2 separate regions of the Homo sapiens genome follow, and region 2 is linked to region 1. A link is a contact called in ENCODE Hi-C or POLR2A ChIA-PET data. All regions are on one chromosome and are shown on one strand. Each heading gives the region's core, a stretch centred on a gene start or an enhancer-like site at or near the end of the contact. The rest is flanking DNA. Distances are from core to core; before and after follow the strand shown. Region 1 has its middle 82 kb from the start of P3H2-AS1. Region 2 has its middle 4.2 kb from the start of CLDN16.

What was found. Hi-C counts contacts between places; a loop is a spot of excess contacts on that map. ChIA-PET counts read pairs that join two places held with the same protein, here RNA polymerase II (POLR2A). Pooled maps may share reads with other maps.
Region 2: a loop to region 1 is called in a map of PC-9, with 14 times the contacts of the local background. The contact joins two enhancer-like sites. A Hi-C loop is called at or near these places in 3 of 168 maps with a recorded cell type or tissue (IMR-90, MCF 10A and PC-9), 4 of 37 single-sample maps with no recorded cell type and 10 of 50 pooled maps. POLR2A ChIA-PET finds 5 or more read pairs at or near these places in 2 of 52 experiments (AG04450 and MCF 10A).

The regions. Positions count from the first base shown.
Region 1 is chr3:190,200,440-190,204,511 of GRCh38, forward strand. No RefSeq gene overlaps it. Among named protein-coding and RNA genes, the nearest start is that of P3H2-AS1, 82 kb to the left of the region's middle. Within about 2 kb of position 1,517, at least 4 of the 41 ENCODE cell types and tissues checked have a DNase peak (open chromatin) inside an H3K27ac peak, as active enhancers do.
Region 2 is chr3:190,381,685-190,386,271 of GRCh38, forward strand. It overlaps a transcript of CLDN16 not described here. Among named protein-coding and RNA genes, the nearest start is that of CLDN16, 4.2 kb to the right of the region's middle. RefSeq lists a silencer at 2,616-2,910. Within about 2 kb of position 2,692, at least 4 of the 41 ENCODE cell types and tissues checked have a DNase peak (open chromatin) inside an H3K27ac peak, as active enhancers do.

The DNA.
Region 1 (4,072 bases), core at 267-2,766:
GGGTTCCACCATGTTAGCCAGGATGGTCTCGATCTCCTGACCTTGTGATCCGCCCGCCTCGGCCTCCCAAAGTGCTGGGATTACAGGCGTGAGCGACCGCACCCGGTCAGTCATTTCTTAATAAAAGAGTTGCCTGGCCTACCTCTTTAAGAAGAACAGCAACTCACCTTGCAAACATAATTCAAGTATATGTGTGTGTGTGTGTGTATATATATATACACACGCATATATATGTGTATATATATATTTATGTCAAACCTCATATATATGTATATGTGTGTGTGTATATATATGTCAATATATTTTTATGTCAAACCTCATATATATAATATATATAATATTAATAAAATATATTATATATTATATATATTATATATAATAAAATATAATATATATTATATATAATATATAATAAAATATATTATATATTATATATATTATATATAATAAAATATAATATATATTATATATAATATATAATAAAATATATTATATATTATATATATTATATATAATAAAATATATTATATATTATATATATATGAGGTTTGACATAAACCTCAGGGGTGGGGGTGGTGGAAGGGAGAGCATCAGGAAAAATAGCTATTGCATGCTGGGCTTAATACCTAGGTGATAGGTTGATAGGTGCAGCAAACCACCATGGCACACGTTTACCAATGTAACAAACCTGCACATCCTGCACATGTACCCTGCACATTTACCTATGTAACAAACCTGTAGATCCTGCACATGTAACTTAAAATAAATAAATAAATAAGGCTTTAGAATGAAATTGAGTTTAGGGCCATGAATACAGTTTGACGGGTGTGGGCACAGAGGTGATGTTTGGCATCAGAGTAGATAAGTTATTTGAAGAGAGAAAAACAAAAAGAATAGAGTAAAGCAGAAGATGAGAAACTAAACTCTACTGAGTACCCACAGTTCTGCAGTGGAGTAAAGAAGAAGAATTAGAGAAAGTACTCTCTCTATATAGTATTCGTATATGTATATGAATGAAGGATTTAGTAAAGTATAATTTATGGTAATAGTTTTTACCGTCAGAAGTATTTTCTTTATTTTATATTGAAGTTTTTGTTTTAAGATTAATACTGTTGGCCGGGCGCGGTGGCTCACGCTTGTAATCCCAGCACTTTGGGAGGCAGAGGCGGGCGGATCACGAGGTCAGGAGATCGAGACCATCCTGGCTAAAACGGTGAAACCCCGTCTCTACTAAAAATACAAAAACTTAGCCGGGAGTGGTTGTGGGCGCCTGTAGTCCCAGTTACTCGGGAGGCTGGAGAATGGCGTGAACCCGGGAGGCGGGGCTTGCAGTGAGCCGAGATCGCGCTACTGCACTCCAGCCTGGGCGACAGAGCGAGGCTCCGTCTCAAAAAAAAAAAAAAAAAAAAAAGAAAAAGATTAATACTATTGTCAGTATGCTGGTTCATTGTGGAGTATAAAATAATTTATTCTTCTCCATGAGCAAGTCGTGATCAGTTTCTTGTCTAAAAACCTTCCTATAAGTCCAGGAAAGATGGCTTATTCTGCCATCTTGTGGCTTGTTTTATTATGTTATCACTGTACATTGAGAAGTAATGGGTTAAAAGAAAACCAAACCGAAATTTACCCGAAGGTGTATTTTAATTATAGTACATACTAAGTGTATATTGGAGGCCAGGCAATAGAGCTAGGAAAATAAAAATATGAGGTATATCCTTCTCTTAAGGTTGATATTGGGCACCCGTTCAGAATATTCCTTCTCATAAAGTTCTAGGAAATAAAATCATAAATTAAGTAGGAATAAGCCTAACATGAAATGAACAAGATATTTATAAGGAAAATTGTAGAACCCTACTAAGGAACATAGAATAATGAAGGGATATATTGTAATTGTTAAAATATTTATTATTATAATATGCATACATCTTCCAGAGTAAGCTACAGGTCTGAAAATATCACAGGCAAAACCCCCAAAGAATGTTGTTTGTATATTTGAATATTATAACTTGGTAGTATAGTTCAAATGTAAGAGAAAATGTGAAACAATAACAAAAGAAAAATGAAAAAGAAAGGAGAAGAAAAAGGGCTTGCTTAAGATATAAAATGCACCATAACATAACAGTCATTAAAAGACACAAAATATGCAAAAGTAAACAAGTAGGCCAGCTGAATCGCATAGAGTCCAGGAAGAAACTCATGAAAAGTATTGACAGCTGATATTTGAAGTGACATTTTAAGTTGGTGGGGGAAAAAGAGAGCAAGTATTTCATGAATGATGTTTTAAAAATTTACCACGCATTGGGAAAAAATAGAGTTGTTTTCAACTTTAAGCTATATACCAATATGAATTTCTTATGTTTAGAGAGCTAGATGTGACAAAAAAGTCTATGTAAGTGTGATATGGTTTGGCTGTGTCCCCACCCAAATCTCATCTTGAATTGTAGCTCCCATAATTCCCATATGTTGTCGGAGGGACCTGGTAGAAGGTAATTGAATCATGGGGGCAGTTCCCCCATACTGTTCTCATGGTAGTGAATGAGTCCCATGACATCTGATGGTTTTATAAGGGGAAACCCCTTTTGCTTGGCTTTCATTCTCTCCTAAACTGCTCCCATGTAAGATGTACCTTTCACCTTCTGCCGTGAGTGTGAGACCTCCCCAGCCAAGTGGAACTGTGAGTCTATTAAACCTCTTTTCTTCTTTGTAAATTGTCCAGTCTTGGGTATGTCTTTGTCAGCAGCATGAGAACAGACTAATACATTAAATTGGTACTGGTAGACTGGGGTACTGCTGTAAAGATACCCAAAAATATGGAAGTGGTGTTGGAACTGGGTAACAAGCAGGTGTTGGAACAGTTTGGAGGGCTCAGAAGAAGACAGGAAAATGTGGGAAAGTTTGGAACTTCCTGGAAACATTTTCAATGGCTTTGACCAAAATGCTGATAATGATATGGACGATGAAATTCAGGCTGAGGTCATCTCAGATGGAGATGAGGAATTTGTTGGGAACTGGAATAAGGTGACTCTTGCTATATTTTAGCAAGGAGACTGGTGGCATTTTGCCACTGCCCTAGAGATTTGCAGAACTTTGAAATTGAGGGAGATGATTTAGGGTATCTGGCAGAAGAAATTTCTAAGCAGCAAAGCCTTCAAGATGTGACTTATGTTCTGTTAAAAGCGTTCAATTTTAAAAGGGAAACAGAGCATGAAAGTTTGGATAATTTGCAGCCTGATGATGTGATAGAAAAGAAAAACCCATTTTCTGAGGAGAAATTCAAGCCAGCTGCAGAAATTTGCATAAGTAATCAGGAGACAAATGTTAATCTCTAAAACAATGGGGAAAATATCTCCAGGGCATGTCAGAGACATGCAGCAGCCCCTTCCATCACAGGTCCAGAGGCCTAAGAGGAAAAAATGATTTCCTGAGCCTGGTCCAGGACCCCTCTGCTCTGTGCAGCCTAGAGACTTGGTGCCCTGCATCCTAGCCACTCTAGCCTTGACTAAAAGGGGACAAGATACAGCTCAGACCATGGCTTCAGAGGGTGCAAGGCCAAAGCATTGGCAGCTTCCAGGAGGTGTTGGGCCCGTGGGTGCTCAGAAATCAAGAATTGAGGTTTGGGAACCTTTGCCTATATTTCGCAGGATGTATGGAAAAGCCTGTATGTCCAGGCAGAAGTTTGCTGCAGGGGCAGGGTGCTCATAGAGAACCTCTTCTAGGGCAGTGTGGAAGGGGTTGAAGCTGCCACACAGAATTCCCACTGGGACACTGCCTAGTGGAGCTGTGAGAAGAGGGCCACTATCTGCCAGACCCCAGAATGATAGATCCACTGACAGCTGGCATCGTGCACCTGGAAAAGCCACAGACACTCAGCACCAACCCATGAAAGCAACCAGGAGGGAGGCTGTACCCTGTAAAGCCACAGAGGCAGAGTTGCCCAAGACCATGAGAGCCCGTCTCTTGCATCAGCGTGACCTGGATGTGAGACCTGGAGTCAAAGGAGGTCATTCTGGAGCTTTAAAATTTGACTGCCCCACTGGATTTTGGACTTGCATGGGGTTTTAGCCCCTTCATT
Region 2 (4,587 bases), core at 1,442-3,941, 180 kb after region 1:
TCACTCCAGAATGTTTAAGTGAGAACAGATGTGCTGAGTTAAGAACACACCAGTTAAGCTAACTGGACTGGGAAGGTTGGCATGAGTGCAGTGATAAGGACTCAACCTAACAGTTTATAGAGAGTATCCTACATTTCCTGGCAATTTCAGTGTTTCCTTGCCCAACATGGATTAAGTACACACTGAAATCTTACCATTTGCATAGTCTTTTTGATTTACAAAGAAGAGCTGACATTGACTTCATGAGAGAATACTTAAATATTTGGAGAGAAAACAAGAAGGAAATACAAAATAATGAAAGGATATTAATAATGACCAATTGAATGTGTTTGAGTCAAAAGAAAAAAAAAAGCCTCAACTTGTGAGATTAAGCCCAATTCAGACAGATTCATTTTATGTCCTATTTCATAATGAACATAGGATATATGTGGAAGGGTGTAGGGCATTCAAGAGAAAGGTTTTATGCCAGAATGACTTCATGAGTTGCCTACTAACTCAAAGGGAGTAGAATGTTAACCTTTCACATTAGGTTTATTCCAACCTGGTTCACTCAAAACACCCCCCATTGCTTAATCATGCTGTACCATGATGAACATCTTGTTTTTCCAGGTGAAGTAAGTTACAGAATGAGTAACAACATATGCCTTGCTACTGAATTTGAGGCTGATTTTTGATGAATGATTCACTGAGTAATTGCTGAGGTTTGGCTTAAGTAAAACTTGAATTCTATGAAAGAAAACAGATGCATAAACAGCATACTATTTTCAGGGCCTCATGCTTGCCCAAGCATTCTCCACATTGGAGATGTCAATTATTCCCATCATGAACTGATTCATGAATTTTGTAGGTAACATTTGTACCAATGGTGATCCTACCACTATTTGAACCCCCACCAAACCAGACCATTTCCCTTTCAGTCAGTTCTAACTGTTGGAAAGTCCCTTCTTAATTGAGCATAATTCTGCTTCTCTGTGCTTTTACAATATTTTCTAGTTATATTCTCTGAAGCCTGCCAGAAAGATCATAATTCCTTTGGGCCATCCACCCATTATTTAAAACCCACTGTCACGTTTGCTCTGTTCCCTTTTTGAAAACAATTAAAATACTCTTTTTGTCCCAATTTCCTTCAGTCATGCTTCATGTGAGATAGTTGCCAGATAGTTGCCGATCTCCTCATTAATCTCACTAACTGGAACCTTCTCTAGTTGGGCTTTATCTTAAATAGTGGTACCCAAGAGTAAACACAACAAATCCAGGTGTGGGCTGCCCGTAATGAACACTAGACTTCCAGTGCAACATCACATAAGCTAGTGTAATAGGATTTTAAATTAGAATCATTTCTGACTCAGTTTTTACTGAATCCACTAGACAATAAAGACCAAGTTCCAAAATGAAACAAGAGACCTATGCCGGAGTTGCAAAAATGGTGTCTGAGAACCAGTTTTGCAGCCCCTAGTGGACCAGCTATCTCTCTCCCTTTCAAAACAAACAAACAAACAAATAAACTTAACCCCAAGAAAGGAGTTAGAGTTTAGGAGATAATTTTTGGAGGGAGCTATTGATATGTACTGAGTACCACTTTTATGTCACCACGGAGGGGGCAGACACTGGGAGTTCTTGAATCTCACTTTAAGCCTAAAGAACAAGGCTTCAGTTCATCTGCTCTGAACACTTGGTGTTTGCTCCCTGGATCTAGAGAAACACGGTAAACCTGTGCACTTCTCCAGCTAAGAAATCTAAGGAACAAAAGTTCTAGCAGACACATTGCCTACATGATGGAAGATGACTGCATGATGGAGGAGTGGCTATAAAGAGATTTGGCCTATGTACAGGGGTACAGATACTCATATCACTGGAAGGAAGCGGTATCTTTGTGCTTTGAAATGACTAAAATACATTATATTACCTGAAACATTACCTGAAAATGACATAAATGTCATAGAACTTGCCCTATATTTTATTCAAGGGTCAGGGGAAGAATAGGCCCAAACCAAATGGATTTGAAAGCACCATAGGAGACAAAAATGAAATTGTTTTATGACTACACTTTTTCTTTCCTTTGTTTTCAACTTAGTAAGTTGTTTTATATATAGATATAGATATACATACACACACATACATGTGTGTACACACAAACATACATACATATGTATATGCATGGCACATATATAAAACAGCAAACTTATAAAAATCATACTAACTACAATTTATTGCTTATTTATTGAGTTCTATGCACTTCATTAAGACCTTTACAAACGTTATTCATTTTTCACAGCCATTTTATGGGACAAAATTCATAATTCTCATTTTATTGACAAGAAGGCAGCCTCAGAAATGTTAACTAGCTTGCTCAAGATCTGTCATATATAAATGGGCTTAGCCTAAACTCGAGTCAGCCTGACTATGAGGTCCAAGCTTTTAACCACCGCTTTTTTTATATTAGTTATAGCTAGCATGGCCTTTCAGAACAGCAACTGATTTTATTGTTTAGATTTTTCCAATATGCACTGGAAATTTCAAAGGGAGTTAGAAGACTATTTATAGGATATGGTATAAGTCAGTTTACTCCTTCTAATAACTCTTATTATCCTAATAAATATAGAGGGAACATTTTGTGACATTAATGGAAACAACAGAACTAACACAAAAATATGCTGTTCTTGACACAAGAGCTTGCTGTTCTGTTTAACTGAAAATGCAAGGCTGCTTCCACCTGCAGACCAAAAGGACAACTGCAATACTTCCAGTTCTACAATTACTTCCTTTAATAGACCAACAGCCACGGTGCTAGATTAAGGGTGTCACTCAACTGATCGCCAGGTGGCTCTAAAGCCTCATCCAGGAGTAGTGCAAGCACTGGGTGAGTAGGAACATGGTGCATAATGAATTGACCAAACTGTTGGTCTTAGAGATCTTGCAAAATCAATAGCCCTGGAGCTGCAAAGATGATTAGGACACTTTTGCCAGCCTAGTATCCATCCTGGAGGACCCTGAATGTTTCAGAAGGGGAAAGTCCAATATTACTCCCTCTTCTGTAAAATGTGGGGGCTCTGAGAATTAAATTATTACACATTTGCTGAGAGCCTACCATATGCCAGGTAGAATTTTAAGCATGTGGGATGCACTGGTGAACGAAAGATGTCTGTCTTCACAGAGCTTAGATGAGATAATATATCTGAAAATATTTTGTAAACCTTATTGAGCAACACACAGTAATAACTTTTCTTCATGTTTATAATAAATTGGAAAACACATCATATTTCTAACTAATATGCCTATATACTCTTATTGGGAGTGGTATTATAGCTTAAGACTGTTGTCAGAATTACCTGAATGGAGTTCTTTACTTCCTGCTTCTGGTCCACTCACTGAAGAGTAAACCTCTCAAGGACTAGGATGAGTTCTTCCAACCGTTTATTTTCTCTGTGTCCCAAGAGAAAGTACTAGAGTCAGAGTACACTGTTCATAAATGTGTGCTGGATGGAATGGAATTAAACTATAAAAGAGTTGATAAACCAAAATGTTGAAGCCTAGGGAGGGTCAGAATGCAAAAGAGATGTGTCTATATAGATTGGTGAGCAGTTTATTCTGCATCTGTGCCCTCCATCCTCACAACACCCTACACATTTCTTAGAAGTGCACTCACATCCCATCCATGAAGTGTTTACTGCTCTATCAGTTTGCATGACTCTCCTTTTTGTATCTCCTATTACATTATGGCCTCACTCACAGAAATTCACATGCAAGCCTGAATGTTTTATGTTATTCTCTAAGAGTAGTAAACTTAAATTCAGGAACAATTCTATAGCCACCTGAATAATTCCCCACTCCCTATCACATACAATGTTCAGTGACCATTAGGAGCGAATGAATGCTATAGTCTAGATTTTTTTTTTTGTGAAAGAATCTATGATTTCCAGAGATATGTATGCACATGTGTGTGTTTGCATATGAGAATGCATATGCTTAGCATTTTTTGGTCTTTATTTCTTTCCATTAAGTTCTGATATTTGGATTTGGGACCTATTGGTGCTAGTTAGGGAAGAGTTTGTAGCAAAGATGGAATTCTGATACCCTCTTTTCTAAAACTTTGTCTGTGATTTGTAGTATATAACTCTTAAAAAATTGTTTTTCTTTTGTTGTTCTAAACTCATCTCTCAAAGTATGGCCATCTGTTTCAAAATCAGAATTTTATACAAAACACATGTAAAATATGAATTCCTGGCTTCCACTCCCAATTTCCTGAATCCAAATGTCTGGGAGTGGAATTCCTGGGTTTGCATTTATAACAAGTGGCCTTACAGAGTCCAGTGTACACTCAGGTTGAAGAACTACTGCCTTGGAGTGCACTGTTAGCAGGTAAAGTACACTGTGAAAAGTCCCTGTGTGAAATGTCAGCAACAAGTCCAGGACTTTTCCTGCAAAGGGCATGTGCTTTTGGAATTGGTTTGCTCTCCCAGATCAGCAGAGTAAATCTTAATAGCATTTCAGATTTTAGGGCACAGGGAAAGATTCTCTGTGACTCACCAAAGCAGCATGTTTGTATTCCGTGGGCAATGACATTCTTTGAATGAGCACTTAAAAAAC